Linked DNA regions of Homo sapiens: regions 1, 3, 4, 5 and 6 are each linked to region 2. A link is a loop called in an ENCODE intact Hi-C map of the cell type or tissue named here. Cell type or tissue: dorsolateral prefrontal cortex. All regions are shown on one strand.

Evidence for each region. Hi-C counts contacts between places; a loop is a spot of excess contacts. Peaks named below come from ENCODE experiments on the same cell type or tissue, not always from the same donor. Only the 100,000 strongest peaks of a DNase experiment are listed, where the experiment ranks them.
Region 1: it touches region 2 in a loop (3-fold over the local background); 40 of 110 quality-filtered maps call a loop at or near these places.
Region 3: a loop joins it to region 2, with 5 times the contacts of the local background. A loop is called at or near these places in 10 of 110 quality-filtered maps.
Region 4: it touches region 2 in a loop (6-fold over the local background); 9 of 110 quality-filtered maps call a loop at or near these places.
Region 5: it touches region 2 in a loop (2.6-fold over the local background); 16 of 110 quality-filtered maps call a loop at or near these places.
Region 6: it touches region 2 in a loop (5-fold over the local background); 32 of 110 quality-filtered maps call a loop at or near these places.

The regions. Positions count from the first base shown.
Region 1 is chr14:32,709,220-32,714,219 of GRCh38, forward strand. All of the region lies in intron 9 of AKAP6 (A-kinase anchoring protein 6), which reads left to right. Among named protein-coding and RNA genes, the nearest start is that of NPAS3, 230 kb to the right of the region's middle. In dorsolateral prefrontal cortex, a CTCF peak has its summit at 2,049; a DNase peak (open chromatin) is centred at 2,082; H3K4me3 peaks cover 801 bases; H3K27ac peaks cover 4,092 bases.
Region 2 is chr14:33,790,183-33,795,182 of GRCh38, forward strand. It overlaps NPAS3 (neuronal PAS domain protein 3), which reads left to right. Exons shown (of 12, transcript NM_001164749.2): 10 at 3,715-3,862. Among named protein-coding and RNA genes, the nearest start is that of SNORA89, 84 kb to the left of the region's middle. In dorsolateral prefrontal cortex, CTCF peaks have their summits at 2,691 (motif pointing left) and 2,910; a DNase peak (open chromatin) is centred at 2,699; H3K4me3 peaks cover 1,801 bases; H3K27ac peaks cover 4,102 bases.
Region 3 is chr14:33,430,053-33,435,052 of GRCh38, forward strand. All of the region lies in intron 4 of NPAS3 (neuronal PAS domain protein 3), which reads left to right. Among named protein-coding and RNA genes, the nearest start is that of SNORA89, 280 kb to the right of the region's middle. In dorsolateral prefrontal cortex, a CTCF peak has its summit at 2,542 (motif pointing left); a DNase peak (open chromatin) is centred at 2,557.
Region 4 is chr14:33,182,515-33,187,514 of GRCh38, forward strand. All of the region lies in intron 2 of NPAS3 (neuronal PAS domain protein 3), which reads left to right. Among named protein-coding and RNA genes, the nearest start is that of NPAS3, 250 kb to the left of the region's middle. In dorsolateral prefrontal cortex, a CTCF peak has its summit at 2,259 (motif pointing right); no DNase peak of the experiment used is centred here.
Region 5 is chr14:32,935,369-32,940,368 of GRCh38, forward strand. It overlaps NPAS3 (neuronal PAS domain protein 3), which reads left to right and starts at 3,511. Exons shown (of 12, transcript NM_001164749.2): 1 at 3,511-3,998. The coding sequence starts at 3,949. In dorsolateral prefrontal cortex, a CTCF peak has its summit at 3,000; DNase peaks (open chromatin) are centred at 3,043 and 4,463; H3K4me3 peaks cover 4,710 bases; H3K27ac peaks cover 4,878 bases.
Region 6 is chr14:33,673,673-33,678,672 of GRCh38, forward strand. It overlaps NPAS3 (neuronal PAS domain protein 3), which reads left to right. Exons shown (of 12, transcript NM_001164749.2): 6 at 2,539-2,713. Among named protein-coding and RNA genes, the nearest start is that of SNORA89, 33 kb to the right of the region's middle. In dorsolateral prefrontal cortex, CTCF peaks have their summits at 2,539 (motif pointing right) and 2,739; a DNase peak (open chromatin) is centred at 2,599; H3K4me3 peaks cover 965 bases; H3K27ac peaks cover 3,150 bases.

The sequences.
Region 1 (5,000 bases), 1.1 Mb before region 2:
AAATCTCATGTGACAGCCAGCTCTTGTGGGAGTTTTGAGCTCACCAAGTTCAGGAAATAGTTCCAGAAAGCTGATTGGAGCATTGGAGCACAACGATTTTTTTTTTTAATCTGAAGTGAATAATTGTGTTCCCCGTCTGCTGTCCACACTGCTGCTCAGAACTATACCCTGGTGGGGTGGACATCTCCCCAGTGCTAGGTAATATTTGGCACTCAGTAAATACTTTCTGATTTGAATCACCTACTTAATGATTCTTCTCCTGAATATTCCAAAGTTGATCTCTAAGAGATTTTGTACAGTTATTTAGTTCCATGGAAAGTGAGAATTTCAGTGGTGTTCCAGGACTGCAAGTACCTTGAAAAGACCTTCATTTCATTCCTTCTCTTTCAAGGATTGTTTTTATCCATTCCATATAGGAGAGAATTTGTCCTCCATTAAAGATCTTTCCAGAGGGAATTCCACAGCCTTCCATTAAAATGTTTAACTCTCCCTTTCCTGAAAGTCTTCTTATTTCTAGTGTAAATCCTCTCTGTTGGTGGTATTAATTGTCAAATCAGCCAGAATCCATGCTCTGTAACTAGCTCTTCTGTTTTCTGTATAGTCACATTTCTCAAGCTTTTGCAGTTTCAAGTTAGAAAATTTTTTGGTGCTCAAAACTGGTTGGTGAAAAAAATTTTTTTAAGTCATTTATTTCAGTTTTGTCTACACTCCATCTAACTGAAACCACTTCCATCCTCTTTTGTAGCAGAAAATATGCTAATATTGAAAGACTGCTGGTAAATCCATATATCTGAGAGGCTTTAACAAGCTCCATGGATTTCTCCATCAGGTTTTTCAACTATCTCTTATTAACAGTTAATAAAATAGTTCATGGATGGTTTGGAAGACGACTGTAGCTTTTCTGAGATGGTATGACTTACAGTATATGCCTTTAAAAAAATTTAAAAAGAAAAAGAACATGACATAAAAAATGGACCCAAAAAAAAAAAAAAACCTCTTCCATTTAGGGACAGAGCTACTTCTTCTCCCAGTGGATGCGTAATATATTATTTATGTCGGAGTGAGCATTGTGTTTTTGGCTCACATTCCATTTGGAGCATACACAATATGACAGTTTCCTTGGCTTATTGTTGTATATGTGGCTATCTATTTTTAATACATTGCTTTTGTCTCTTTTTCATGCTTGCTTACATCTGTTGTTATGAAAACTGACATAAAGTTTTTAAACATAAAAGAAGTGATGGAGAAAAAGATGTTAAGAGACACACAACATTTCAAGGGAACATGAGGTGGAGAAACAGGAGCAGAGTCACTACTGAGGGAAACCGAAAGCAGCCTCTGCAAGATAAATGGGAGGGAGGTTGAGAACAAGGGTGCGCAATCACAGACGAAAAAAAACAGCCATGGCGCTACACAAAGCGTTTCTAATGAATGAGGCTTAGTGCCTTTTCCTCCAGATCATTGAAACATTTTAGGCTTCCGTTGTTAAACGTAGGAAGTAGGGATAATAACACCTACCTTGAAAGATTGTTGTTAGGATTCTATGAAGTAATGTATATAGGGGCTTCACCTGGTCCTTGGTAAATAGTATGTGCTCAAAAGATAAAACAGAATCGGGGCTGACAACTATGACCTGCAGGTCACATGCAGCCTACCACTCATTTTTAAAAGAAAGTTTTGTTGGAACACTGCCAGGCACATTCATTTATGAAATATCTATATCTGCTTTTACGCAATGGTAGAGTTGAGTAGCATGAACAGTGACCATGTGGCCAGCATGCCTAAACTATTTACTATCTGCCTCCTTACAGAAAATGTTCGCTAATCCCTGGTATAAATAATAACTATTATGGCAACGCTTTAGGAATATCCATTATTGTACAGACTTGAATGGTTTCCCAATTCAATTTTCTATCTGCTATATTGCAGTAATATCTGTTGATTATGATCCTCTTGCCCCAGGTTCTAATTTTCCTTTTGTAACAACCCAAACTCTGTTTTGCTTGCTTTTCAGTGTAACATTAAATGATTAATTGGTTCATGTCACCACCAGGTGGCCTCCTATACTCTGTTGTGCTTCTGGTAACCAAAGAAAATCAGAAAGTGGATCCTATACATTTCTTTCAACTGTGGTTGTCACTGTGCTCACAGGCACTTCTCTGGCGGCTTGACTGCTCTGAAATTGTTCATTGAACCCTACACTTCATGTTTGGCCTTGAAACATAAATAGATTCACACGGACCTTTTTATAAAATGAATTAATGCTTTTAAATGCATACACACACACATACACCAAAATGGATTTTTAATAAAGAAGCTTGGTTGTCACTAATAGCTTCGCCATGATTCAGTCCCACTCTCATAGGTATACAGAGTTAACTGATCTTGAAGCTTCCTCAGGAAAAGACAAAGGCCAAAGAGGCTCAGATCTCTATATGTTAATTTCCCTTGAAGGGAATGGATGGACCTCATCTCAGTGCCCCAGTTTATGTTATTTTATTCTATAGATCCCCCTTTGAGCTTTCTTTGATCTTATTTTTAAGCTTCACTAAAGACCAGTGTTAGCAAAGGAAGATTGAGAAGCCATGTGATAAAGCCCTGGAGAAGGAGGCCAGATTCCCCTCGGGCAATTATTCTTATCCTCTCAGGCCTCATTTTCTTCATCTGTAAAGTGAGGGGGGTGGACTCAGTGTCTCTCAGGTCCATTCCAACTTCAGTATTTTCTCTTTGGTGAAAAAAATCAAAGATTACTTCAATTAGTAATTGACTTTGCCTATAAGCAATTGGACAAAATCAGAATTTTAAGACTTAATTTCACAGGCTAAAAGAACAAACTCATGGGTAAATATAATACAGGCATACCTAAGAGATATTGCAAGTTCAGGTCCATACCACCATAATAAGGCAAATATCATAATAAAGCAAGTCACGTGAATCTTTTGGTTTCGCAGTGCATATAAAAGTTGCGTTTACACTATACTGTAGGCTGTTAAGTGTGCAATAGCATTATGTCTAAAAATGTACTTAATTTAAAAAAATTTTATTGCAAAAAGATCCTAAAGATCATCTGAGCCTTCAGCAAGTCATAATCTTTTTGCTGGTGAAGGTCTTGCCTCAGTGTTGATGGCTACCGACTAATCTGGGTGGTGGTTGCTGAAAGTTGGGGTGGCTGCGGCAATTTCTTAAAATAAGGCAATGAAGTTTGCCACATTAATTGGCTCTTTCACAAAGGATTTCTCTGTACCATACAATGCCGTTTGATAGCATTTTACCCACAGTAGAACTTCTTTCAAAATTGGAGTTAATCCTCTCAAACCCTGCCGCTGCTTTATCAACTAAGCTTATGTAATATTCTAAATCCTTTGCTGTCATTTCAACAGTGTTCACAGCATTCTCAACAGCAGTAAATTCCATCTCAAGAAACTACTATCTTTGCTTATTCTTCAGAAGGAACACATCATTTGTTCAAGTTTTATCTTGCGATTGCAGCAACTCTGTCACATCTTCAGGCTCTACCTCCAATTCTAGTTCTCTTGCTATTTCCACCACATCTGCTATTACTTCCTCCACTGAAGTGTTGAACCCCTCAGTCATCCATAAGGGTTGGAATCAACTTCTTCCAAACTCCTGTTAATGTTGATATTTTGATCTCCTCCTATGAATTTCAAATGTTGTTAATGGCATCTAGAATGGTGAAGCCTTTTCAGAAGGTTTTCAATGGACTTTGTCCAGATCCATCAGAGGAATCACTATCTATGGCAGCTATAGCCGTACAAAATGTATTTCTTAAATAAGACAACTTGAAAGTCAAGATTACACCTTGATCCATGGGCCACAGAATGAATGTTGTGTTAATAGGCATGAAAACAGTAGTAATCTCCTTGTACATCTCCATCAGAGCTCTTGGGTGACCCAGTGCATTGTCAACGAGCAGTAATATTTTGAAAGGAATCTTTTATTCTGAGCCATAGGTCCCCACAATGGGCTTAAAATATATAGTAAACTGTGCTGTAAACAGATAAACTGTCATCCAGGCTTTGTTGTTCCACTGATAGAGCACAGGCAGAGTAGAGTTAGCATAATTCTTAAGGGCCCTAGGATTTTCAGGATAGGAAATGAGCACTGGCTTCAACTCAACGTCATCAACAGCTTTAGCCTCTCACAAGAGGGTCAGCCGTTCCTTTGAAGCTTTGAAGCTAGGCATTGACTTCTCCTCTCTAGCCATGAAAGTCCTAGATGGCATTTTTTTTTTTCCAATAGAGGGCTGTTTTGTCTACACTGAAAAATCTGTTATTTCGTGTGGCCACCTTTATCAATGATCTTAGCTAGATCTTCTGGAGAACTTGCTGCAGCTTCTCCATCAGCACTTGCTGCTTCACCTTGCACTTTTATGTTATGGAGATGGTGTCTTTCCTTAAACCTCATGAACCAACCTCTGTTAGTGTCCAACATTTCTTCTGCAGCTTCCTCACCTCTCTTAGCCTTCATAGAATTAAAATGAGTTAGGGCCTTCCTCTGAATTAGGTTTGGCTTGAGGGAATGTTGTGGCTGGTTTGATCTTCTATCTAGACCACTAAAACTTTTTCCCTATCAGCAATAAGGCTGTTTTACTTTCTTTTCATTTATGTGCTCACTGGAGTAGCACTTTTAATCTCCTTCAAGAACTTTTCTTTTGCATTCACAACTTGGCTAACTGGCACAAGAGGCCTCGTTTTCAGACTATCTCAGCTTTTTACCTGAATTGCTCACAAAGCTTAGCTATTTCTAGCTTTTCATTTAGAGTGACTCTTTCTTTCACTTGAGTACTTAGAGGCCATTGTAGGATTATTACTTGGCCGCATTTCAATATTGTTGTGTCTCAAGGAATAGGAAGGTCTGAGGAACAGAGAGAACTGCTGGTGGGTGGAGCAATGAGAACATACACAGCACTTACGGATTAAGTTCACAGTCTTATATGGGTGTGGTTTGTGGTGCCTCAAAACAATTACAATAGTAACATC
Region 2 (5,000 bases):
ATCTCTTTTCAAGGGACAATTAACTCTTTTTAAGGACTTTCATATCAAGTAACTCACGTGGTGCTTATTTTTGTTATTCCCGCAAAAGGAATTTTATGAAATAAACTTATTCAAATATTCTCTCCTTTCTCACTGCTTAAACCTAAAACTTGAAAATAAAAAACAACAGCCACTGGATTGAAGAGAATCAAAAAAGTTTTTTCTGTGTTTTTCAAGTTCTCTAATTTATTACACACTAAAAATCCTTTCAAACTGGCACCAAGGTGGCTTTTCTTCTTGAGCTGATTAGGACCACATGAGTTCAGGAAAAGCTGTCAGATCCTGCCTCTGGCGCAGCTGGAATGATCCAACTGATTTGCCAGTATGACTTTTTTTTTTTTTTTCCAAGGAAAGAAGCTTCATCCCAAAGTCATAAATTTACATTCTGGAGGCCCAAGCAAAAGGTATTTCTTTTTCATTTTTTAAAGAAGCTAAATTCCATTATGATTTCTTTTTTCTTTTTTTGAGCCAGAGTCTCGCTTTGTCACCCAGGCTGGAGTTCAGTGGTGCAATCTCAGCTCACCGCAACCTCCGCCTCCCAGGCTCAAGCGATTTTTGTGCCTCAGCCTCCCTCACAGCTGGGATTACAAGTGCACACCACCACACCTGGCTCATTTTTGGATTTTTAGTAGAGGCAGCGTCTCACCATGTTGGCCAGGCTAGTCTCGAACTCCTGGCCTCAAGTGATCCATCCACCTTGGCCTCCCAAACATTATGATTTCTTTTACAAGATCTGTTGCAAACCAAAAGCAACTTGGGTGATTTTTTGGTAAACATGTTGTCCCAACTCTGCACCGTATCTGTAGTTATCTAGATTCCCACTGGCGCTTGGGGGTCTCATTCAGAAAACACCAATCCCTAGGAGAGACCAAGTGAGATTGCCTACCCTTTAGGAATTCTGCCTGTCAGACTGGCCCAGGGTAAAACCACAGGTCAGTCAAACTCGTCCTCTTCAGCCGCCCACGGTGGGCTCCCGAACCTGCTTTGTGGTATTCACCACAGGAAGTCAAGGGCTATCACGTGGCTCCCCGACTCCCCAAGGAAGCCGTGAGCCATTCCCTTCCCCTTCAGTCTTTTTACAGATACCTCCTCACATCAGAAGTCACCTGTCCTGCCCCTCTCATATTTAGCTCTCCTCTCTTGCTAGCTGACCCTTGGCCTGGGTGATAAAGAAAGCTGTATTATTATATTCATGGGCCCTAACAAACGAGTGCTGGATTTATCTTCTCAGGAAACACAGATCCATTTAGGTAGACCCAGAGTCATCCTACTGTAATTCAAAAAGATGACACCATACGGTCCCTTAGCAAAGAAGCCTTTCAGCCCCCTTCGCTACACATACGTGCAGACCACTGGGGAGGCCAAACGTTTGGCTGGATGTCTATTTCCAAATTGGGATTTTATTAAGAGAAAGTATTATCAGGAAGGAGGGGGTGATCTTTACATTGATTCTGCAGATTCTAATTTGATATTATAACTCCTTTATCCCTTTGCCCCTTTTGTATACTTTGTAAAGTGGAGATAATTCTTTTTAAAATTTTGCCTGCTTTTGGTCAAATTCTAGTCTAGAACTCCCAGGCAGGCTGTGCTGATCTGGCCTGCCATCTCAATGTATTCTTCATGTGATTCTAAAAAGGGGCTTCTTAGTCTCTTTGCCTTTGTTAAACATACTAGAACCATTTGGAATTATTCCTCATTCCAGACACAAAGCAGACAGAATTATACCCCCAACCACTGATTGGGGTGCTGTAAGTTTTCTCTGTGAAAATAGTGGACAGAATTATATAACCCATCGTTCCTCTGTTAATAGTTAACCAGGTTGAGAGGATTTGAATAAAAGCACATCTTGTTGCATGCAACAATGGTTTGACAGAAGAGCTGTATGGCAGAGTTAGTATTTTACTGCTTTCAGCTTCACCACGCAGTTTTGTAGCCTGGGAAGCCATGCATGCAGAATGGCAGAACTTACAATTGCCTACAAAAGGAGAGTACAATGCAACCTGTGGAGCCACGCCACCAAGAGAAGGTGACAGTTCCGGGCCTTCAAAACACCCTAAACTGGTGAGGAGTTTCAGAATGAAACTTGTTATGATTTGAAACACTCATCAAAGTGAGGCTTTTTCAAGTAACAGTTAAGACATAATTACCAAATTTTACAACGGTCCCGTTAGTGTGCTGTGAGAAAAAAAAGGAGAATGGAAGAAAACCTTCCAAGTTTATATGTTTATGGATGTAATAGATGGATGTGGCACTTTCAGAGCCAGGAAGAGTGGCTCAGGACAAGATGAGAAGAGCTTCCACAGCCTTAAACACAGCCCTTTTCCAAAGTGACTTCCCTTCACACCCATCCACCCCCCTCCAAAAAAAAAAAAAAAAAAAATCTAAATGTACTTCATGAAACTGTTGTATATGAAGCACTTATTAGCCGTAATTAAATGGACAATATGAATTTACTACGTCTTTAGGACTCTGGCTTGTTCTGGTTTAGAGCAAGATGATTAATGCAAATACATATTACTTGAGATAACCATTTAGCAGCTAATTTAGCCAAATTTATTACAGCAGTTAGAGGTTTTTCATTTCAGCAGACGGAGGCAAGGACATGCCAAAAGTGGGCGACGTAGATGAGTGCACACTGCCCTCTAGTGGCCAGCCAGCCGGTGAGCTTTCGCGGGGCGCCGAGTTGCTGCGATCCGCAGCCAAGTAATAACAGCAGGTTTTCCACATTTCCGGCACCCTTTTAAACCATTCCCATCCACAGCACTTTATTTCAGGGGATGATTTACTGTGCTTTCCCCTTTTACTAGCTCAGGAGTACCCAGATACAAATCAAATCAATTTCAACTTGGCGAGATTTTGGTTCAAGTATCATTTTTAACATCTGCATTTTAAAGCTCTCTTTCAGTGGGTATTTAATGGCACCGTTTCACATTACTGATTGTTTTTACTTGCTCCTTCATTTGGGGCCATATTTCAGAGTCTGTGTGGAGCTGTCACTCTGTTTGGCTCCAGCCAAGTCAATTCTGTGCCTCCCTTAGGCCAGTGTTTCTCTCTGACTCCACTGGGGAATTTATTTTGTTCCAACATTCAGCGAAGTCTCACCAGAATCTCCCCCGACTGACCAGTGTAAATTTAGTTCATCGGAGGACTATAAATTCTGTTAGACAAGATCAAAAGGAACAGACATATAAGGACGCGGGTTGAGATTGCTCACACGGAGGAGAAACGATCAAAGACGAGGGGTAAAGCATCTTTGGAACCATTCAAATATCCAGAATCTCAAAGAGGTCTACCTCCAAGCTATGAATAAATCACATACAAATTTGCCTTTCTTACCATCTGATGTCAAATCCATTGACAATATCCACACCGCATTAGGTGTTCTGTGAGCCAAAGAGATTTGTAGTCCTTTTATTCTTTTCACACCATGGCTGCCCAAAACGGAATAAAGTCTTGCTACAAATGCCAGTAACCCTGGCTCCAGAGCTGCCGCTCCACTGAATTGATTTCATTTGTCCTACTAATGGCATTCTATATTAAGCATACAGAGGGTCACCCTGGCTTGGTGTAGGTCCTCCCATTTTTAGGCTTAAGGTTTTGCAGAGATAAAAAAAAAAAAAAAGTTATTTGATCCCAGTCTTAATACAATGCCTCTGTTTTGTTTTTTTTCGCCAGTGCTGAATAAGGGTCAGTGTGTGACAAAGTACTATCGCTGGATGCAGAAGAACGGAGGATATATTTGGATACAGTCCAGTGCCACCATAGCTATTAATGCCAAGAATGCAAATGAAAAGAATATCATCTGGGTGAATTACCTTCTTAGGTATATTTTCTACTTCTTTTCTATTTCTGTCCTGGTTATAAAATATGCCATATAAAATATGGCTATGGTTAATAGCCGACATGTTGTGAATATTATCTTTTGACAGTACCTGGTGTGGAATTTCATGGCAATTCTGCTGTTCTTTCCACAAGATTCAAATAAATGTGAGAAGATCAAACTATGTTGGAAGGGACTTGCAGGAAAGATTTCAAGATTTTCAATCATTCTTGGTCTGTCAACATTTGGGCATCTCTGCAGAAGTTGCTTTGGTTTTCCCACAAATGCTTAGGCCAGAATAATACAGACTTCAGCCTACAGCTGAAGCATTCAAAAAGCATCTCCTCTTCCCCAGCACACACACACTCACACACTCCAGTTCTTGTGGAAATGAAGTAAAACAGAGCGGGAGAAAAGTGGCAGGGAACATTATATTCCTCTTATATTTCTTCCCTTTGATGCCCTTAGCATATTACATAGGGTTTGACTTCCTGGGCATTAAAGTTTCGGTAAACAAAGTGAGTTGCTTTGCCGGAATCAAACAATAGCGGTGTAAAAAATGAAGGCAATTTTTTTTTTTTTTTGGCCCACTGCTTTGTGATCTTTGGCAAGCTTTACTGCTCTTAAAATGTGTCCTTAACAGTCTATCTGCAAGTGAGCCCAAGCTCAACTGCTTCCTAAATTCTGGTGTGAGACACCATTTCTCTCCCCTTCCCAGTCTACATTCTGCCTTTGGATTCAAACTAGCAGAAAAGTAACCAAGACCCACAGATTGGGCCATCTTGAGTTTGGGGGCAGGCTTTCTGGGAAGTTCTCCACCAATCCTGCACTTGGCCTGGCTCCCTCCCACCCCCATCATTCTGGTCTTTGGCTTCTCCTGGCCTAAAGCCACCAAGCAGAGCCCACACGTGGTCTGAGTAGGAAAATTTCCAATAGGTCTTGGGAATGGAAGTTGGTGCCCTTTGGCTGATAATTTAGACAGGGAGTACCTGAATCCCATTTTTCTTTGAGACAGCCAAGTGGAGCTGGGAAGCTAACAACCATGGCTCATCAGCACACTGGCCCTTCAGAGTGTGTTCACATACTTTGGTGATGACTTGAAGGCATGAATGTGCTTGCTACCAACAGCATATCAATCAGA
Region 3 (5,000 bases), 360 kb before region 2:
TTGGTCTAGAAAATCAAAGCGTAATCTGGCTTGGTATTTTAAAAACCTCAGGAAAACGAGGCTTGATGAGGATTGTAAAATAAAAGGTGCTTGTTGTTGCTCTTGCAAGCACTTAGATCAACCCAGGGTCAAAATCCAGTGGTATAGGACAAAGAGCAGACCCAGTTTCCTGCCTCTATTTCTTCCCCTTCCCCTCCCCCATTCTTCTTTTCCTCCGCCTTCCCTTCAGTTCTTCTTTCCTTCATTTTTCTCTAGGAAAGCAAAGAGTAAAATATTTTCCTAGGAGTAGAGAATAAACTGGTAGGTTATAGTTGTCTTTGACTTGTTAACGATCACACTGGCTCTCCTTGGGTCTTTGGGTCATTTATCATGTGGTCCTCGTCTAGGATTTGATCAGATTCTTAGAGCATGGGTGGCCTAGCAGAGTACATGTTATGGCTCGAGTTCTAATAGGATTTTTCCTTCTCCCCTCTCCCAACTACACTCCCACTCCCGGGGTGTCTGCACTGTGACAAGACAACTGTTCCTCACCCAGCAGTTTGAAAGCACTGATTTTGCTGACACTTTGATATTATTCTAGAGACATAAGCCAGGCAACAGAACTGGCATCAGATCTCCTCAGACACTAACGTGAGTGCCCAGGGAAGGTTGTAGATGCACATTTGATTTCCACATCTATCTTCTCCCTGCAAATTAAATTATTAATTTTCCCGCATGTCTTCTTGTTTAATGAGAGGAGTGGTGGCCTTTATCTGTGCACGTGTGCAAACAAAACATCACAGCAGGGGCTCCTGAACTGCCCAGAGAAGCTGAGGGGTTTAAGCAGTCAGATGCAACTGTCTTGGTACAGTCAGTGTCATTTGCCAAAGTCTGTCTGGCTGTTGGCATCATAAACATGGAAGCATGCAGACTCCAGTGCATATCCTCACATACATATCCGAAGATGAAAGCTCCTTTTACAAATACAAAGGAAAGATCAAAAGAGGAAAAATAATGGCATTTAAAATGCACGTGGGAAATGCAAAATTATATAATGTGATTGTTTTTCTGGGTTCCATTAGAGTGGTGCTATTTTCTGAGATGATACCGTGTTGGTTGATTACTTTTCCATGTTTGAGATAATAAGTACTCACATCAACATGATTTTTGATTTGTTACTATACAAGTTCTACCACATCTGGCTTTTCCAGCCTCTCATGTTAACATCTCACTAGTTAAATACATGTATTAACTTTTCCTGGTCTTTAGTGTCACTGAATACCAGGAGGTAGCTCTGATTTGGCAAAAGGTCTACATGTATTCATATAAGTTGTTTATTATAAGAATTACTTAAACATAAAAAATTTATATATTGCTTTTGTTCACTTAAAGGCCATTAAACATTCTTTGTTTTATTTCATGCTATTTGAATATTGGAATTGCTGTCGATTCTAGAACAATGTGATTCATGTATCCTGATTCTAGAGTGTTGACTTTATGGCTGCATGACATAGAACAAAATCCATCTTAGTGATTATGAAGGATTTTAGATTGCTATTTTAAATATTTGTTATCTCTCGCCTTTGTTTTATAAATGTCAATATCTTCTTTAGGGATCTAGAGTTCACCTTTTCTCATCAAGTGAAATGATGTATCCATTTATTAAAATTGAATGTGAACTGTAAGGTTGACCTGAATGAAGAGTCAATTTTGATGATTCTTTTTTTATATTTTAGAAGCTGTTGAGAACTCCCAAATTAAGAACATGATAATCTCTGTGGGTCCCCTCTCCTAACCCCACCTATTACTTACTCTATTAAAAAAATATGATTTTCTGAATTGTTACACAGCCTAGCCTTCCCATTTTTCAAAAATGATGTCACTCAGAAGTCCATGTGAAAGGTATTAGTCTGATCAACTATAGCATTTTTAGTATTACTCATATATAATATGGCATATAATGTGTCATATCATTTTATGTTTGAGAATACATAGTTATTTCTTAAAAACATTAATAGAAATGAGAATCAGTATATAAAGAGAAAAGTACTTTTCTTGTATAGGTACATCTAAATCATTTATAAAGGAAAAAATTCCACAGAGCTCTCACCACCCCTCCACTGGGCAGAAGGGAGCAATCTTTCATTGTCAACTGTAGTTTCTAATAAAAGGAGCGAGTTTGTACAGTCATTGCTTAACAATATATTCCTTTGGGAAAAAATTGGTTTCCCTTTAGTAAAATGTTCCTGTGCATTTGGTTTGTGTTGCTATGTAAGTGTAATTAAATGCACATCTATTTACACAGCTTGTGAGGACTTATTAGTTGGTTTTGCTTGCATTTCATAAGAATATCTGGCCTTAATCACTTTATATTTTCATAGGACAAGTATTATGAAAATCTCATTCACTTGTAAATACATGAAATTACAATCTCTAGGAAAATGGTTTGTAAAACCATTGGCTGGTTTGGAATAAATCTTTGCTAAACCTCAATATAATTTATTAAAAGTACCATGTTGACTCCACTTTGAACAGTGGCCTCATTTCTCATGTTCTGTTTCAAAGGAGCCCTCTGCTGGACAGCTCTGTGTGATATCACATGCACGCATATATTTATATATGATTTATAGGCTATAGTTAATATAACCCAAAAGCCATTTATGATTGAAACTCTATCGTTGCAAATTGAATGCATCACTGAAACCTGTTTTGTCATCACTTTTTCATATTTAATGAACAAGCAGTTGTCTAAAAATAAAATGTTCATCCTTAAAGTTTACTGTAAATCACTGTACATCAGCATATTCCCACACATGAGATAATCGTACTAAATGAACATTCATTACCAATAATTTTAGTAATGAATTATTCAGCTGATATGCAATTATCACACACATTTCTAAAGCAATTACTTTATTACATAGGTATTCCATGTCATTGATTTTACTTGTCTATATTACATATGTAAATATAGAAATCTTTGCTTTTACCATACGTTCAAATGCAAAGGGATTTTTAATGTTTATTTGTTCAATGTCATCAAGTTGTGAGGATGTATGGTTAGTATTAACTACATTTTAAGAAACTTGCAAATGTCAGAAAATTGCTGTGATAAAATGAGGCAGGAACAAATAAACACAACCCAAAAATCGTGGACCATGAGGTTATAGAAATGGTATGTTTTTCTGAGTAGCTTGTCAGTAGGCTCATATTATTATCAATTATATTTTTAAAGCTGCTGTTATTCAAGGCAATGATAAATAACGACTTGAAATTATAGTCCCATGTACATTTAGCCTGGGAAACAAGATGGTATAGGGAAACCACACAGCATCATAAAGCAAACGCAGTCTTTGAACTTACAGAGACTGAGTCCAAATCCTGCCTTTCTGACCCTGAATTATTTAACCTCATCTCCAGAAACAGTCTCAGAAAGTTGTGGTAATGAGAAATGGCATAATGACATATGTCAAGTGGCTAGCACGTGACCAGGTAACTTTGAAATGGGCTGCTGGAATGTTCTCCATACATTTGGAGGCAACTACTTTGTTTCTCAGGGCAGACTTATATTGCTTTTCTTAGCAAGCAGCAGCCAAGATAGGGCCTTGTACTCTTGGACTTCATTTATATGTAGCACACTAAGTATTATGAAACAGAAGTCATAAGTAGTGTGATAATTGTTTTAGGCAATAGCTCATCTTTCAGACTTTGGAGTTAAGCCCTAACTCTAGGTCAAAAGCCTGAAAACAGCCTTTTCTGTAAAACAGCATAACCAATGTGAGCCATGAAAGTTTCGGTCACTGTAGACATCTTTTTAAAAATTATTTTCAAAATGAATATAAATGATTGTTTCAGAACAGTTTAATAAAACATACTAGGCCGGGCATGGTGGCTCACGCCTGTAATCCCAACACTTTAGGAGGCCGAGGTGGGCGGATCACCTGAGGTCAGGAGTTCGAGACCAGCCTGGCTAACAAGGTGAAACCCCGTCTTTACTAAAAATAACAAAAATTAGCTGGGCGTGGTGGCAGGCGCCTGTAATCCCAGTGACTCAGGAGGCTGAGGCAGCAGAACCGCTTGAACCCAGGAGGCGGAGGTTGCAGTGAGCCAAGATTGTGCCATTTTACTCCAGCCTGGGCAGCAAGAGCAAAACTCCGTCTCTAAATAAATAAATAAATAAACAAACAAACACAGTAATCAAATTTCTGTAGTTGGCCAGGTGTGGTGGCTCACACCTGTAATCCCAGCACTTTGGGAGGCCAAGGCAGGCAGATTACTTGAGCCTAGGAATTTGAGACCAGCCTGGGCAATATGGTGAGACCCCATCTCTACAAAAAATACAAACATTAGTCAGGCATGGTGGTGCACACCTGTAGGTCCAGCTGCTTGGGAGGCTGAGGTGGGAGGATCACTTGAACCCAGGAAGTGGAGGTTGCAGTGAGCCGAGATCACACCACTGCACCCCAGCCTGGGTGACAGCAAGACCCCATCTCAAAAAAAAAAAAATCCATAGTTAACAATGAAATAGAATGACAAATGGCATAGACTGAGAAAGTATTGTCAAGTCACTCCTCATTTGTTCTGTCTTTGTTATTCACCCATTAAAATTCACACTGCAGGAAGTTGATTCTTTCTTTTGAACACTGTTTTTAAAAAATGCTACATAAAGCTTTGTGTTAGCTTATATATGAGTTTTTAACAGAAATATAAACAAGTATCAAGAATATAGTACGAGTTGAATAAATTTTGTTTAAATAAATAAAAATTGAATGAACGGATCATTCACTCTTCTAGCAGAAGACTTTAAAATATTCTTCAGTAGATGATGCACCAAGCTAGACTTGCACTGGGAGGAAAATTGTCAATACAGAGCTATAGGGCCAAAGAGTTCAGTAATTTTGAGGGGGGTGTGGTTGGGAGATGGGAACCTATACACATAGCAGCAGCAGAAATGTTTTCAAGGTCAAAAATATTGGGAGGGAATAGACTCACCTGCAGATTGGAGATGTTTAATTCAGTGA
Region 4 (5,000 bases), 610 kb before region 2:
TGAAAGTATAGTTGTATTACTTGATAATAATTACCATTTGCTAGTACAATTTTATTATTATAATCACATTTATTTTTCTTGCCTTTAAATTTGACTCTGTCAAGGGTGTGATTATTGTCAACATATTTTTTCACTCTAGGTTCCAAATTTTTTCCTTTATACTCAACCTGTGATTGTCCACATGGGGTTCTGGTTCTGCCCAGCCGGTCCTTCATCATTTCTCTCTACTCTTTCACACCAGCATGTGGGCTGGCTGAAACCTCCCCATCATTAAAACAACCTCTTTACCCTATGTCCCCTATTCCTTCATAACCAATTTTTTGGAAACAGCAATGAATGCTGAAAATTTCCACTTCTTTATAGTACCCAGGCTTCGTTCCCACTGTCTCTCATGCTCTGCCTTCAGGGAAATTCTTCTGGCAGTGACATTGAATTGTCAACAGCCAGTGGCCTTTCTTCTCATCTATTGGCTTTGTGGACAACTCCCTTCTTCAAGAAAATATCTCTTCCTTGGACTCTTGTCACGCCTTTCTTTGGGTATCCTTCCACCTTCCTTTAAGTTGCCTTAAGGGCTCATATTTTTGCCACTACTTCTTTAACTCTCGATGTACCTTAGAAATCCATTCTTGGGCTGGGTGCGGTGGCTCATGCCTGTAATCCCAGCACTTTTGGAGGCCGAGGCAGGCGGATCACTTGAGGTCAGGAGTTCAAGAACAGCCTGGCCAACATGGTGAAACCCCGTCTCTACGAAAAATAGAAAAATTAACTGGGCATGGTGGTGGGCGCCTGTAATCCCAGCTACTTGGGGGGCTGAGGCAGGAGAATTGCTGGAGCCTGGGAGGCGGAGGTTGCAGTGAGCTGAGATTACACCAGTGCACTCCAGCCTGGGCGACAGAGTGAGACTCTGTTTTTTTTTTTTTTTTTTTTTTTTTTTTTTTTTTTTGAAACAATCTGTTCTTGGATTTTTCATGTCTTGCTCTGTGTTCTCTGTGCTGGCCCATCTAATCTAAGCCCAGGGCTTAAATGCTGTCCTGTGCAGGTGTTCTTCTCCATCACGCCTGTGTCTGCCTAGACAGACCCACATCTCCCAACTGAAATGTTGCATAGTGTCCTGGTCATTCCCTCTCTTCCACTTCCCTGGTAACCTTGTAATTGTAGTCTTCATGGAATTCAGAGTGACCTTCTAAAGTCATATCTCTCCATTGCTTATGATCCTTTCAAGACCTGTCATTGCCTAAATATGAAGGCCAAATCTGTTGGACGACTTTTAAGGGAATTTCATTGTCTGATCCTTGCTGAACTCTCATTTGCTTTTCTCCACTCCTCCTATCTGCAAGCCATATTCATGTGCCCCATAAATTGCCATACTGCTTAATGGCTTCTCATTTTCCTCGTGATGCCCCTTTTGTTCCAAGACACCCAACTTAGGACAGCCAGTATCCCTGAAAACTCTCATTTGTAATGACTTGTCTGAAGGACCACTTATCTAGTGAAACCTTCCTTGATCTGACCTGAGGTAAGATTGTCCATAATTTCTCCTTCGTAGCATGGCAGTACCCTGAGCTATAGTTCCTGCCATCTGTGCCAGTTTATACCGTAGTCAGGAACGAAGTCAAACACGCACTTTGAGCTTTCTGTGATTGGTCCTTGAATAGGGAGGGGCACGATGCCACAGAGCCTCCTGGGAGAACACAGGATGCAGACTCCAGAGAAAGCGACTGCTAAGGGGAGATTTTAAGGATAGGCAGGTCTTATTTTGGAAAGGGGGAAGCGGCAGAGGGAGATGATGCTAGCAGGAGAGGCCCTGGAGAGGAGAGTGAGAGAAGGGCTGACCAATCTCCTTAGGTGTGCCTGGAGTATCAGTTCAAGGAGCGTAATGGAGAAGGGAGCAGGAGCTGGTTCATACGAGGCCTTTACAACATGTTGATGAGTTTGGAGCTTATGGTAAAGGCAATGGGAAGCCATACAAGTTTCTGAGTAGGAGAGAGACTTGGGAAGGGTACACTGTAGACAGATCTCTCTGATTACAGTGAAGAGAAAGGATTAGAGCGGGGCCAGTGAAATGGGGTGACAAAGGAGTTAGGGGGTTATTGCAGTAGTTCAGAAAAGATGATAGTGGCTGAGAGTAGGTAGTAGCACAGATGGAAAGAAATTGGGTTCTAGAAATTCTTAGGAGGGATAAGAGAACCTGTAAGTAACTGGATATCTGAGATTGTTAGGGGAAGAAGAAATACAGGATGCTGCCCGGTGTTCTGATGTGGACAGTGGGTGGTGCCATTTAACAAGGATAGGCACCAGTGGGGAGAGTCAAGCTTTCTCAGGAAGATGGAGATCTGTTTGGTGCTTCACGTTCCTGTGTAACATGAACATAGGGAAGGCCAATAGGCAGCCTGAAACCTAGAAGAAAGTCTTATCTGCCTATCTTCTTTTTTTAAATCATGTCTTATTCATCCTCAAATGTCTTGTGACTGTTATCCAGTTGGCTTTAAGAACTCTTTCAGTGAATGAATGAATGAATGAATGAAACAGGAATACTCCCTGGGGTGATCCAATCCTCTCCACTCTTGTCCACAAAGGGCTTATTTGGATCATTTAGCCAATCAAGATTATCCTGCTAGCCTTTTCAGGATTCTTATCGTGAATGCTTCTAGTACAGTGGAAGAACCAGAAACAAAAGTACATTCTAGAATACAGAAAAAAATGTAAGGACCATTTTCCTCCTCAGTATGAATACCTATTTTCTTATCCCATATTTGTGGCGTTATCTGCCTTTTTTCTCCTTGAGAGTCAGGATGTTTGTGATTTTAATGAAGGTTTCACATAGAGAGCCAGATCCTATTTTGTGTTATCCATGCTAATGTTCAGATAATGAAAAATGGCTATAGTTTTAAAGTCTAAGTAGTTCAAATTTCTGCAGGGTACACTTACCACATAATGAGAAACCGAATCATGCTTTCCAAAGTGGATCCTATCAAATATCATTTCCTCCTATATTTATATTCAGTTTGGAGTTAATCTGGCATTATCCCTAGGTATTATATAGGAATGGTGGTAAGGATTCTTGTTATTCTTGCAAAATAGTGTTGCCTAAAATTTAGCTAATGTGTTCTTGAATGAATGGAGAATTTCTTGGAAAATCACAGGAACACACACACACAGACTCCTTACACTCACTCTCATGTAAGGAGTTTAGTGGACCTTATTGTAATACTGGCCAAGGAAAATCTTCAGAAGAGAGCCACTCGGGAACTGAAGATGTTCTTTTTGGTTCCTTTGGCAGTAAGGGAACCTGTGAGTCAAGGTTAAGACTTTGAGAGCTAAATAATACAACTGACTAGGCTTTTTTTCCCCTACCAGTAAGCAATCCCCAAGGTCACGGACTCTTGTCTTCAAAAATTCTAGAGACCTGAAGTGATTAAGAATTGAACTTTCTTCTGTTTATCATATACCACAAGGGAAGAAATCAAGTGAATCTGAGCTCTGATGAGAAATGCTTGGGTCTCAGTCAAGGTAGTTGCAATCAGAATATAATTCAAGATGCTGGGTTAGGAGATCACTGATTTCTGCAAAAAGACAAGTAGACTCCCCCCCACCCACAAGTCACTCTTGATCTTCATTTTTAACTTTGCTTTGCAAATTAAGCCTTTAAAAAAGCATCCTTGATTGAGGTGAACCATGCATACTTTTAAGTTACATTTTGTTTAACTCTATCTCTGCAGTATAAGTACACTCTGGTTGTGCCTGTGCACTTGGAGACCTGTTTGGTTGAAAATACTGAAATAATTTTGTAAAACATTATCTTATAGTGTTGAGGGCTGTAATGATTTTATTGTAGAGATGGTCTGGTCACCAACAGTGAAATAATACAACTTAAGTATTTTTTAAAGTGAATCTTTTTGCATAGATACACTCAATTATCGTCTCTGTGCTGGTGACTCAATTATTTTACCCTGCCACCAGATTTCATTTCTGAGCTTTAGTTTGAATATCCAAATGATCTCCTGACATCAGGACCACTGCCATGTCATGATGATAGCTCAAGTTCTGCCAGTTTCAATCTGAACGCATGATTTTCCCTCGAGTCTGATCTACCTCCAGTGTTTTCTGTCTCAGTGCATGGTATCACCGCTTGTTCAGCTGTATAATCAGAAACCCTGGATAGGGCTGTATCCTTGCTACTGTTCACTCCCTTATCCCACACCTAATTCATCAGCAAGCCTTGTTGAATTTTTTTGTTTAGTGTGTCCAGAATCTGTCTCCTGTTCTGCAACTCCCCTGAGATCACTCTAGTGCAGTGTTTCCCAGCTAGGGATGGTTTTGTCCCTAGGGAATATTTAGTCATCTCTGGAGCCATTTTTGGCTGCTACAACTGGGGAATTGCTACTGGCATCTAGTGGGTAGAAGCCTGGCATGCTGCTAAACATCCTCCAATACACAGAAATGCTCCCACAACAGAGTTAAACAGCCTAATATGTCAATTGAGACAAGGTTGAGAACTCCTGCTCTAGTCTAAACCAGCATCCTGGATTTCCTTATTCCTGAATTACCACAACACCCTTTGAACTGGTCTTCCTCCACCTAGTACTTAAACAATGCAAATCCACCTTCTGTGCCCTTTGGGGCTTCTTACTACCATTAGAATAAAGAGCATCCTTTCTCAGAATGGTCTGTAAGGCCTTATAGGGTCTTGCCTGTGGCCACTTTTCCAATGTCAATCAATCTTGTTGCTTTCTGACTTTCTCCATTCCACAGCTGTATTGGCTTAGTTCTCATCTTTGTCTGTACCTTGTTCTTCATGCCCATGGGGTTTCATGCACACTACCCTCACCTGAAATGCTCTTCTCCACACCTTTATGTAGGTAATTTCTCTTGATCATTCTTTAGTTGTAACTGGAAGATTATTGTGCATGAGGAGTGCTTTTTGAACCCTGCTCCAGAGTAATCTTCTAATGCAAATTCTGATAGCTCTGGACTTAAAAAAAATTATGTAGGTTTGTTGT
Region 5 (5,000 bases), 850 kb before region 2:
CCGCGCATACGGACAGCTAGGGGGGCAATTGATCACTGGAGGCTGATTGATCATTTGTTTCCAAACAGAATAGGAACGATTTTCATGTGTAGCTGTAAACTTGCAATTCTACATAATAGTGTTATCATGTCACCTGTTACTACAGGGAAATACAGCATGAAATCCGAGTCTCTTCGGCGCTGTTAAGTATTCATCTTAAACGCATTATAATGCAAATGCATAAGATTCAGGGATACAAGTTAGGAAGCAAATTTTACAAAGTCAGGCTAGGTGGTGAGAAGGAAGTTTTAAAGTATTATTTGTAGTTCTCTTAAACGTATTTATAGATTTTTCTTAAAAATTACGTATTTGACATTGAAATAGTAATTTGATTCAATAAGGAAAGAAAGGGAAAGCAATTTACCACTACCAACAGCTTTAGAACCCTGAAGTTTTTCCTGAAGGACAACTTTTGATGTTCCAAGATTTTACTGAAAATGTAATCCACGAAAATGCGCTGAGAAAAACTAACAATGTACTATGAAAGGTAAACTCCCCATTTGTGGGGCTTGGTTTTATAAAAGATGGAAGAAAAAAGAACACATGAAAGTGTGAAATTAAATATTTGTGTTTCCCAGATTGCACATGATTAAACATCTGAGAGATTTGCCAATGGCATTTAACTTAAAATATACACAATGCATAATTCAAATAACAGTTCCTATTTTTACCTTGTATTTCAAACTTCATTGATTTGAGAACCTTTGATTTGAACCAACAGTATTTAAACTGAAAAGGTTAAGATAATCTATCACTGCCATATTTTGTGCCTTCCAAGCAATGGCCCAGTGACCAGAGCAGATTTTGCATAACACACTGAGTGTTTTCCAAGTTGATGTCCAGTATTCCAAATATTCTGTAGAAGACTTCATTATATGCTCTGTGTACTGTCTGAAGTTTTTTTTTTTTTTTAAAGAGTTTGGAAAATAACTCAAAAAGGGGCTATTCCTTGTCAAAGGGATTTTTGATTTAAATTATTTTAGTCTTGTTTTACTTCAGTGATTACAGGAATCTTTAATACAAAAGATCTGGGACTCTTTCAAACATGAAAGACTAGAAAAGAATTAGATTTTTCCTTTTCATGGTTCAGGTATGTTTTTTTGGTCACTTATACAACATTTAAATGACAATAGTATCTGGCGGTCACTTTAACTAGGAAGTGCAGGCAATGGTCACAATAGTATGGTCTGTGAAGTAGGGAGTCAAGGGTCAGAAATGTCAGATGGCCTTTGGAAGATTTCAGGGACCTCCGGGAACTTGAGCTAACTTATACCATATAAATTGGGCATAAAAGGGTGGGGGATTAGGAATTTTCTGCCATCAGGTTTGCTCTGAGTGTTGTTATCCTTTACCATAAAGATCACCTCAGAGAGAATTTTCCCTCAAGGCAGGAGCACCAGGGGCAGTCCCCTACAGTCTGCCACCTCAGCACTGAGAGCTGCACTGGTGCTTTCCACTTTCAACTTTGAATTTGGGCACCTTATGAAGTCTCTGAATCCCACTGCAGTTCTAAAGACTAAGGCTTTTTTTTTTTTTTTTCTAGCATCTCTAAACTTTAGCCTTTGGGGTGTATTATTCCCTCCTTCGATTTTTATGTTATATTGGCAGAAGAGAAGATGATAGCTGTGAAAAATGTAGCCTTCTTTGATTTTGTTACTAAGACATGATGACACCTGTTACTGTCTTTTAGTCAAAATAGGGGGAGGGGGGCAGAGAGTGAGCCGTGTAGGTCAAGGTCATTGGCAGGTGTTGGAGGTAGGGTCTGAGTCAGGAGTCCCCTGTCCTCTGGCACCTCAACAGGATTGTGGGGTTCTGAAGGACAGACTTAGTTTCCGCTTGGATTTGTTTCCATCTGGATTTGTTTGTTAAGTGAATGGTGACATATCATTTTACCAAAAAATTATTTTTAAGTACTTTTGAGGAGTCCGCCGCGGGAGTGACAGGAGTGGGGGGTTTTTCAAGCAAAGAGTGGCCTCTTGGGAGACTACAAGCTTCTCTCATTTGTCATCTTCGGGCAGAAACCCCCTAGACTGGGTGTCCTGGAGCCAAAACTTTGAACTGGCAACTTTTTCCCTTCTCTGCCAGCCCATGTATATCTTGTCCATAACACTCTCCACTCCAGTTCATTTCTCATTCTCTCCTACCTGTAGAGTGTACTCCAAAGAGAACTTAAACACCATCATGCAGATTAAACACCTCTACCACGAAAAACATTTATGTGTTCCTTTGGAAGTTTCCAACTCCCAGCCCTACTTTACTGGAGTCGTAGAGACCGAATGGAGGACCCCTTTTCAGGTCTTTATTTTTTTCTTAAGCTTAAAGTCAAATGCAGAACCTCACACAGGACTGATGTTTTCCATCAGGCGCTTTCATTCATTCAAAGTGGAAATGCTTTGGGAGTCCTTTCTACTTGCCTGGTTGACACATGACTGACCCAAGTCTCTGCGTAAAAAGCTGTCCACACGCTTCTGATTGGTTTAGTGGAGAAAACGCTCTGACCAGGGTCTACCCAGGTAACAGGATTCTAGCCCGGGCCCTGCACTGAGTAGCCAGCCTTTCTCTAGGCCTTGCTGAACTGTCAAACCGGGGTGCGGCTGGGCTAGATCCCAGAGGGTGGCAGTCCGGTCCCAAGTCCCGGGACCCGAGTCGGGAGGGGCTTCTGTATGTGAGTTTAAACGCGCGGGGATTCACCTGTGAACCCTGGGGTCTGCACTCCTGTACGTCCGTGACTGATGCAGATGCTCCGGCTTTGGGAACGCTGCTGAGAGCGCCAGAGCCACAAGGTGCTTGTGCTGCTGCTGCACCGCCCACGGGGCTCTTGGGCCCATCTGCTTGGGCCAGCGCACCCCCCATCCGTATTGATTTCCGCTGCCCCCAAGGAGCTCCCGGGACTGTGTCCTGCCCCAGCTCGCTCCTGTGGCCTCCCAGTTCCTTTTTCTGTTTCTTTCTTTCCTCCTGGCTGCAATACTCCAGAGAAGGGAAGTGTTTGAAACTGCAACTGAGTGGCGTTGTTGCGCCGGCAGCCGAGCCTCCCAGTCCCCCAACGAGAAAGAGAGAGAGAGAGAGAGAGAGAGAAATTGAGAGAGAGAGAGAGAGAGAGAGAGAGAGAGAGAGAGAAGGGGGGGGAGGTGTGTGTCTGCGTACGAGAGAGCGCTCTGGAGCAAAGCAGCTGGAAAATGCCCAGAAATACTTTCACAGCGGTCAAGCTGGAACCCCCCGCGTGTCCTCCCCCTTCCCGCTCCTCCCGGCCTAGACCCCGCGCCCCCCGCAGGGAGGGTGTGCGCCCCACCTGCCACCGGGCTGCTCCGGGTGGTAGAAAGGGGTGACGGGGGACGGGGGCGGGGGCGGGTGGCGGCGCGGGGGTGAGAACCCGGAGGCGGCGGGGCCCTGGGCCGGGCTGCCCGCGGGACCGCGCGGCCGCCTCCCCCCGCCGCCGCCGCCGCCTCCCCCTCCTCCTCCTCCGCCGCCGCCGCCGGTCGCCTGTCTCCGCGCCGGGCATGCCTCGGGAGCCGGGGCGGCCCGGGCCGCGGGCGCTCTGCGGCGCATGGACGGCGGCGGCGCCGGGCGAGCAGCGGGAGGAGAAGGCGCAGGCGGCGGCGGAAGCGGCGACCCACGGCTGGGAGCACCGGCGGCGCGAGGGGACGGCCGGCCGCCCGCGAGGCTCCGGCCCCACTACTTTTCCGTAGCCTCCCCACCTCAGCAGCACGGCCGCCGCCGCCGCCGCCGCCGCCGCCACGGCCACGGCCACGGCCCCGGCCCCGGCCACCGCCCGCCGGGCAGCCCAGAGCGCCGCGCACGGCCGCACTCTCCCGCCACCCCACGCACACGCACACCCCCGCCCGCCCACGCCCCCCACCCGGGAGGGGGGAGAGAGGCAAAAAGTAAGAGAGGAAAAAAAATAGCAGGAAGATGGCGCCCACCAAGCCCAGCTTTCAGCAGGATCCTTCCAGGCGAGAACGGTAACACTTTTCTGTTTATTGAACCTGCCGCCGGGCCGCTGCTCCCGCCGCCGCCGCCTCCGCCGCCGAGGGCCCCTCTCCGCAGCCCGCCCGCCTCCTGGGCCGCGAGCCCGCGGGGACCTCGTCTGGGCGCAGCGCTCGCCCGGGGCCCCGCGCATTGTCCCCGCGGCGGCTGCGGCAGCGAGAGGCTCTGGCGGCGGCCGGGCTCTCTGAGCAGTCGCACCTCCTCGGCTCGGCGAATAGAGTGACTCACTGACAAAAAAAAAAAAAAAAAGAAGAAAGAAACAGAAAAGAGAAAAAGAAAAAGAAACAAACAGATGCGAAGGCGCTGCCGTGTGACGGGAGCAGCAGCGAGGGTGGGGGGCCGGGGATCCCCGGGGCCGCCGCAGGTCCCCTAGCAGCTGCTCTCGAGGAAGGGAATGAGGCTGGGGAGGGGGAGGGAAGGCGGCGAGCAGGGGGAGGAGGCGAGGAGCAGGAGGAGGAGGCCGGGGGCGGGGAGCGCGGAGCTCGCGCCAGGCCCGGAATGTGTCGCGGAGGGGCCGGCTCCGTCTCCGCGCGAGCAGCTAGGCCGGGCCGAGCCCAGAGGAGCGCGGCCGCCGCCTCCCTGCCTCCCGGGCTGCGCCCTCCGCTCGGCAACTTGTGGGTCTCCCGCTCTGCCCTCCGCTCTCATCTTCCCCTCCTCTCCATACCCCTCCCAAAGGAAAAAGAAAAATAAAGAAGAAAACCCTCAAATCCAAATAAGCAAACAAACAGCGAGATCCAAAATGTGTCAGCAGTTGGAGCATCTATGCCCCGTTAGTTACTGTTTGGGGATCTGTGTTTTAAAAAGTTCCTGGTGAGAATTGCATATCCAAGCAAGGGGCTCAGTCGAGCATGTCTATTTGAAGTTAGTTAAACTAGTACAGCCACAGGGAAAGGGAGTTTGTGTTCAAAATACCCGTAACTGTTCTACGTGAGTAGCATTGATAGATTTTCAGAGTAACTCAGCACCCCCTCCCCATC
Region 6 (5,000 bases), 120 kb before region 2:
CTCCGGGCCACAGCCTGGCACCATTCCCAAGGAACACAACTCCAGGGGAGCATCCATGTGGAATACAATGTGAATGGTTCTCCTAGGGCCCTGCAGAGCAGCAATGCTGCCACTTTTAGAAGAGGAAACTGAAGCCCAGGGAGGTTAAATTAATTGTCCAAGGTCACACAACTGAGGAGGAAGATTCTGGTCTTGAAGTCAGGTTATGAGTCCAAGTAGTGGGGCATTCCTCCACACTGTGCAGCCTTAACTACAGTATACATATAAACACTATGATAGTGTCAAACTCCCAGTGCCCACCTCGCCCTCATCATTAAGCTTTGAGGTATGTTGGTGGGAAATCCCATGAGGCCACAGGGAGAAAAAGTCCTCACCGTGCCCTAGTGCTCTGTGGCACATCAAGACTCAGTCTTGCCCTAGATGTGCCATACTCCGGACATTATTGTATAGGAAGGAAGTATCTGCACATCCGAGCAAATCAGGATGTGGAGAGAGTGGCCTATTTCTGCTCTCTATAAGACTGGCTTACATGAACATTCAATAACCAGCTCCCCTAAAAAAATCTATTTTATCTGCCATTTGTGTTGTCATCCTATCACAATCTATGGTCCGTGCCAAAATGCACATTGAAGTATTAAAGGAAAAAATTAGTTTGAGAAAAGTGACAGAAATATTTACGAAAGTGCTACAATTGGACTCCATGCAAAACGAGAGTGACTTCCTCATATTCACTAATCTCCAAACAAAATAACCATCATCAAGAAATATTAAAACACACATTTTATTAGTTCCATTTAATTTCTTAATTGCTCAAAGTCAGTTTACCCATTTATTACTGTGTGAAGTGCTTAGAGGCAAGGCGCACATTAAAGGGATTATTTCCATGTAATCCCCCCCTCCCAGAGGGTAAGAGCTGATCACTGTGAATCCCGATTTACGCTCTGTAGCAATAACAAATGGAGGAAATGGGGATTGTAAAATGATATAGTCAGTGGTTGGGTGATACAGGAGGAGAGTGCAATTTAATAGCAAGAGAAAAATGCCTAATTTTCCGTAAAAGTTACGCGAGCCTTTTTCAGGAATAGCTATTAACCAAACTGAATTTAGCCTCCTGTTTTTCTGACTATACCTATGTTAACTGATAGATGTGGAAGATCTGCAGCCTGTTAAGATGTTAATCAAATGGAGTCTGGGAGTAGATGTGATCATATTACCGGGACTTGGAGTTCTGGGGACAAGAATTGCTCTGAGTATTACAGTCTCTGTGACAGTTTTTCCACCGCCAGTCTTCCCTCTTGACATGAAAGGGTGCAGGCACGCAGGTGGAATCTGGAGGGATGCTGGAAATTATCCTGGAAAGGGAAGTGAGGTAGGCAGGGGTTCTAGGTAAATATCCACCAAGAAACTTGTGACAGTCTGAAGCTCTGGCAGCTTCCATGGTACGTCATAGCTGGCCTGAAACCATTGCACTCCGGAGGACCGGGAAACCCATTAGTGACCTGGGAAAGAGCTTTTGCTTGTCCTATTGCTGACATATCTCTCCCTGTTGTATGTGCATGTAATGTAGAGCATTACCACTATTCTTAGGAGATAAAATTTAGAGCATTAGAGGAGTACAGAGGTAAGGCCAGTCCTTACCAGCAACTTCTGCCCCTTCAGACGGCGCACAACTCAGACGCAGGGGTCATGCCTGACAGCATTAAAATAGTCAGTGCCTCTATTTCAGGCTGAAACAGTTCTGATATTTGATATTCATTCTCTGCCTTTAGAGTTAGTTAGAGAGTTAGCCTGATTCAAAGAGTATACAAAATAAAACATTTTTTAAAAAGCCTTCAAGGAGATTTGTACTATGTATCCTATTAGATTGAAGGCAAAACAAGCTGATTGCAGCAGAAAAAAAATATGGCTGCTTCAGACCCCAGCTGACCTCTTTTGTATGGAAAATCCCTCATACGATTACAGAGCTAATGAGTAATTTTTAATGAAAACATTATGCCTTTGCATATATTTGTAAGCAGCCCTTCTTACATTTAAATTTACATGGAAATCAGATGATATGTATAAAAACACATCTTGGAAATCTGTGTATTTTAAGGAAAACACTCGACTGCTATCTCTGGCTGTTTCTATAGCTGTTCCTATCCAAAACCCAAACTTCTCAATAAGAAAACTGTAGAATTCAGTCAATCATGTGGTTGACACCAAACACGCAAGTATTTGATGATGCGTGGATAAAACAGCTGAATACAAGGCAGACTCGTCCACATTTCACAGAATGTTTGGCTTTATGCAAACAACAGTGTGTGAGGAAAAAAAAAAAAACTGAGCTTAACAATTGCTAAATAAATACATGTGAAAAAATCTTTCTCTTTCACCTCAAGAATTCTTAAGTATTTGAAGATGAAGACAGAACCAGGATTGTTTCTGGGACCTGAATGTATTTTCTTTTCTACTCAGAATCTGAATCACTGTGTTGAATTTGAAAATGGAGAAGCCTATATAATGTCTTTCCTTCCCACCCTTTCTCTCGCCCTCTAGGTGGAGCTGACAGGCAGCAGTGTCTTTGACTATGTCCACCCCGGAGATCACGTGGAGATGGCTGAGCAGCTGGGCATGAAGCTCCCCCCTGGGCGGGGTCTCCTGTCACAGGGCACTGCTGAGGACGGAGCCAGCTCAGCATCTTCCTCCTCTCAGTCGGAGACCCCCGAGCCAGGTGGGAATTGCAAACCCAGTGTGTGGGTTGGTGGGCAGGACCTTTGCCAAATGAGTGTGCTCAAGTTACCCATGTGAAGAGACTATAAATAGGTCTAAGGGTATTTAACAATTCCATGCAGCTTCCAGTCCCATGCAGTAATTAAATAAGGAAGAGATCTGAAAATAAGGAGACATTTTAATAAGTATAATCCAGAGATCTAATTTCAGTTGAACAATACATGTAGAAGGTACTAGTTCTTTTAGTTTCTCTTTCAAATTACTAGAGGGAACAGCTTCCGATTTGGAATACCCTCTTCATTTTATTGTTACCATGGCTAAATGTAATGCGTTTATTTATTATTCAGCAAAATCTATGGCAGAGGCATTCCAAATAGTAGCTCGTGGAGAATTAAAAGTATCAGGGACTTGTAGAAATCTTGGTTTCTTTATTTTTTTAAAGCATCAGAAGGTACTTGAAAGATGTGAACAGATAAATTAAGGCTAAAAAGAAAACAGAAATGGCTACATTTTAAACTGCCTTTCTACCCTCAGTATTTAATTAGATCAATTGTATAGAGGAATGAACAGAGGTGACATTCCTCATTGGGATTCCTTCCAGGACTCTTATAGACTTTGCATTCAGAATGTTCCCATTTTCATTGTGTTGTACTGATGATAATTTAAGTATTAGGGGAAAATCCATTTATAAATTAAACAAAATGACTTGATATCCATCAGTCCCCTAGTTCATCAAGCTGTTCAAACACGGGGAAGATTGGCTGGTCGGCCTGGGTCTTCCGAGAGCGCTGGTAATTAGATCTGCGAAGGATTTATTCTTTGCTGATTGGGGCTTTAAATTAATTGAAGTTCCACATTTGTGGTTTTGTCCTTTTTGTACTTTTTTAGAGGAGATATTTCATATTCTTGTGTGGTGGAGTGCTTGGCCAAGCAGCAGTGGTTTAAATGTTAATTTTTCTCATGAGAAGTTTAAGATTTTTTGATGAATCAAGGCCTGATTTGAAGTGCAAAGTTGTATTTGCTTACTTGGAAAATTATTTTTTCACTCTTCAAAGATGCTTGTACTTTACTTGATCTGTTGTTTTAAAATAGATTCGTAATACAAAAGCATTTTATTAACAAGAAAAATAGAAAAACCTATGTTAAGATTAACATTAAAATAACTCAACATACTTCGAAGACAATAATTTGGCCTGCCTAGAAGTAATCACGATATGTTTTCTCACACAGAAGGAAAAAAAAAAAACAACACACATTTGACTCTTGGAAGTATTTTAAGAACCAATCCATTTTCCTCACTGAAGTTAACTGTAGTTTCTAGGGCATTCATTATTCTTAGCATTGGTGATCATCCTTCTTCAGTGAGCCCCACACATGAGAAAAGAGAATATTTAAGATTATTCTTTACCTTTTAAAAATGAAAATACTTTTGTTCAGGTGGGCAAGTGATATATTCTTATACCATAGCTCACTGACTTTACTGAGCAGCTATGTCAGCGAGATAACTGGAACTGTTTTTTAGTCAATAGAATGTTCATATCTGGGCATATTTGAGAAACAGCACATGCAAACGGTTTTCTACTCTTTCATCCTGATGTTGGAGAACCTCTTCCTCATGACTCAAACACGCAGCATGAAAGAATTTAAGTTTCTAAGCCTTTGTATGAGGGAAGGTCTTAGAAAAGTTTGTTTCCTTGAATCACAAATGCTCAAGTTTGAAAGGATCTTCATGATCCTTTTATCCAACCTCCAACATACGCAGCCAAATCTCTACAGCAAAACCAGCAGGCAGCCTTTCCAGTCTCTGCTAGATTCTGCCCTGATAGGAAGCTCATGAACTTGCGAGGCTGCCCACTCCCTTGTTGAGTAGTTCTCGTAGATAGTTATGCCTGATATGGAGCCCAAATCTGCTTCGCTGCAACTTCCCACTGATCCAAGGTCTGCCCTCTGGGACATTTCTGATTTACTCCTTCTTCCCTATCCTAGCTTCTCACACATGTGAAGTCAATTACATCAGATCCTCCTTTCCTCCTGTCATCCTTCTCCTTTCCAGGTCAAACAGTGCTAATTCACAACCCTTATTCAATGGCGTGTTCCTAAAAGCCTCACCATCCTAGTCATCCTGCCCTGGCTGTGCTTCAGTTTGCAGAGAACCCTCTAAAAATACAGTGAAGAGAATAGCACAGCCCTCTAGATATATTCTGATTAGTGCAAAGCAGAGGAACTGTCACCTTTCTCAGGGTAGGCTACTATACTTCTCTTAATGCAGCCTGAGGTTAAATTTGGTC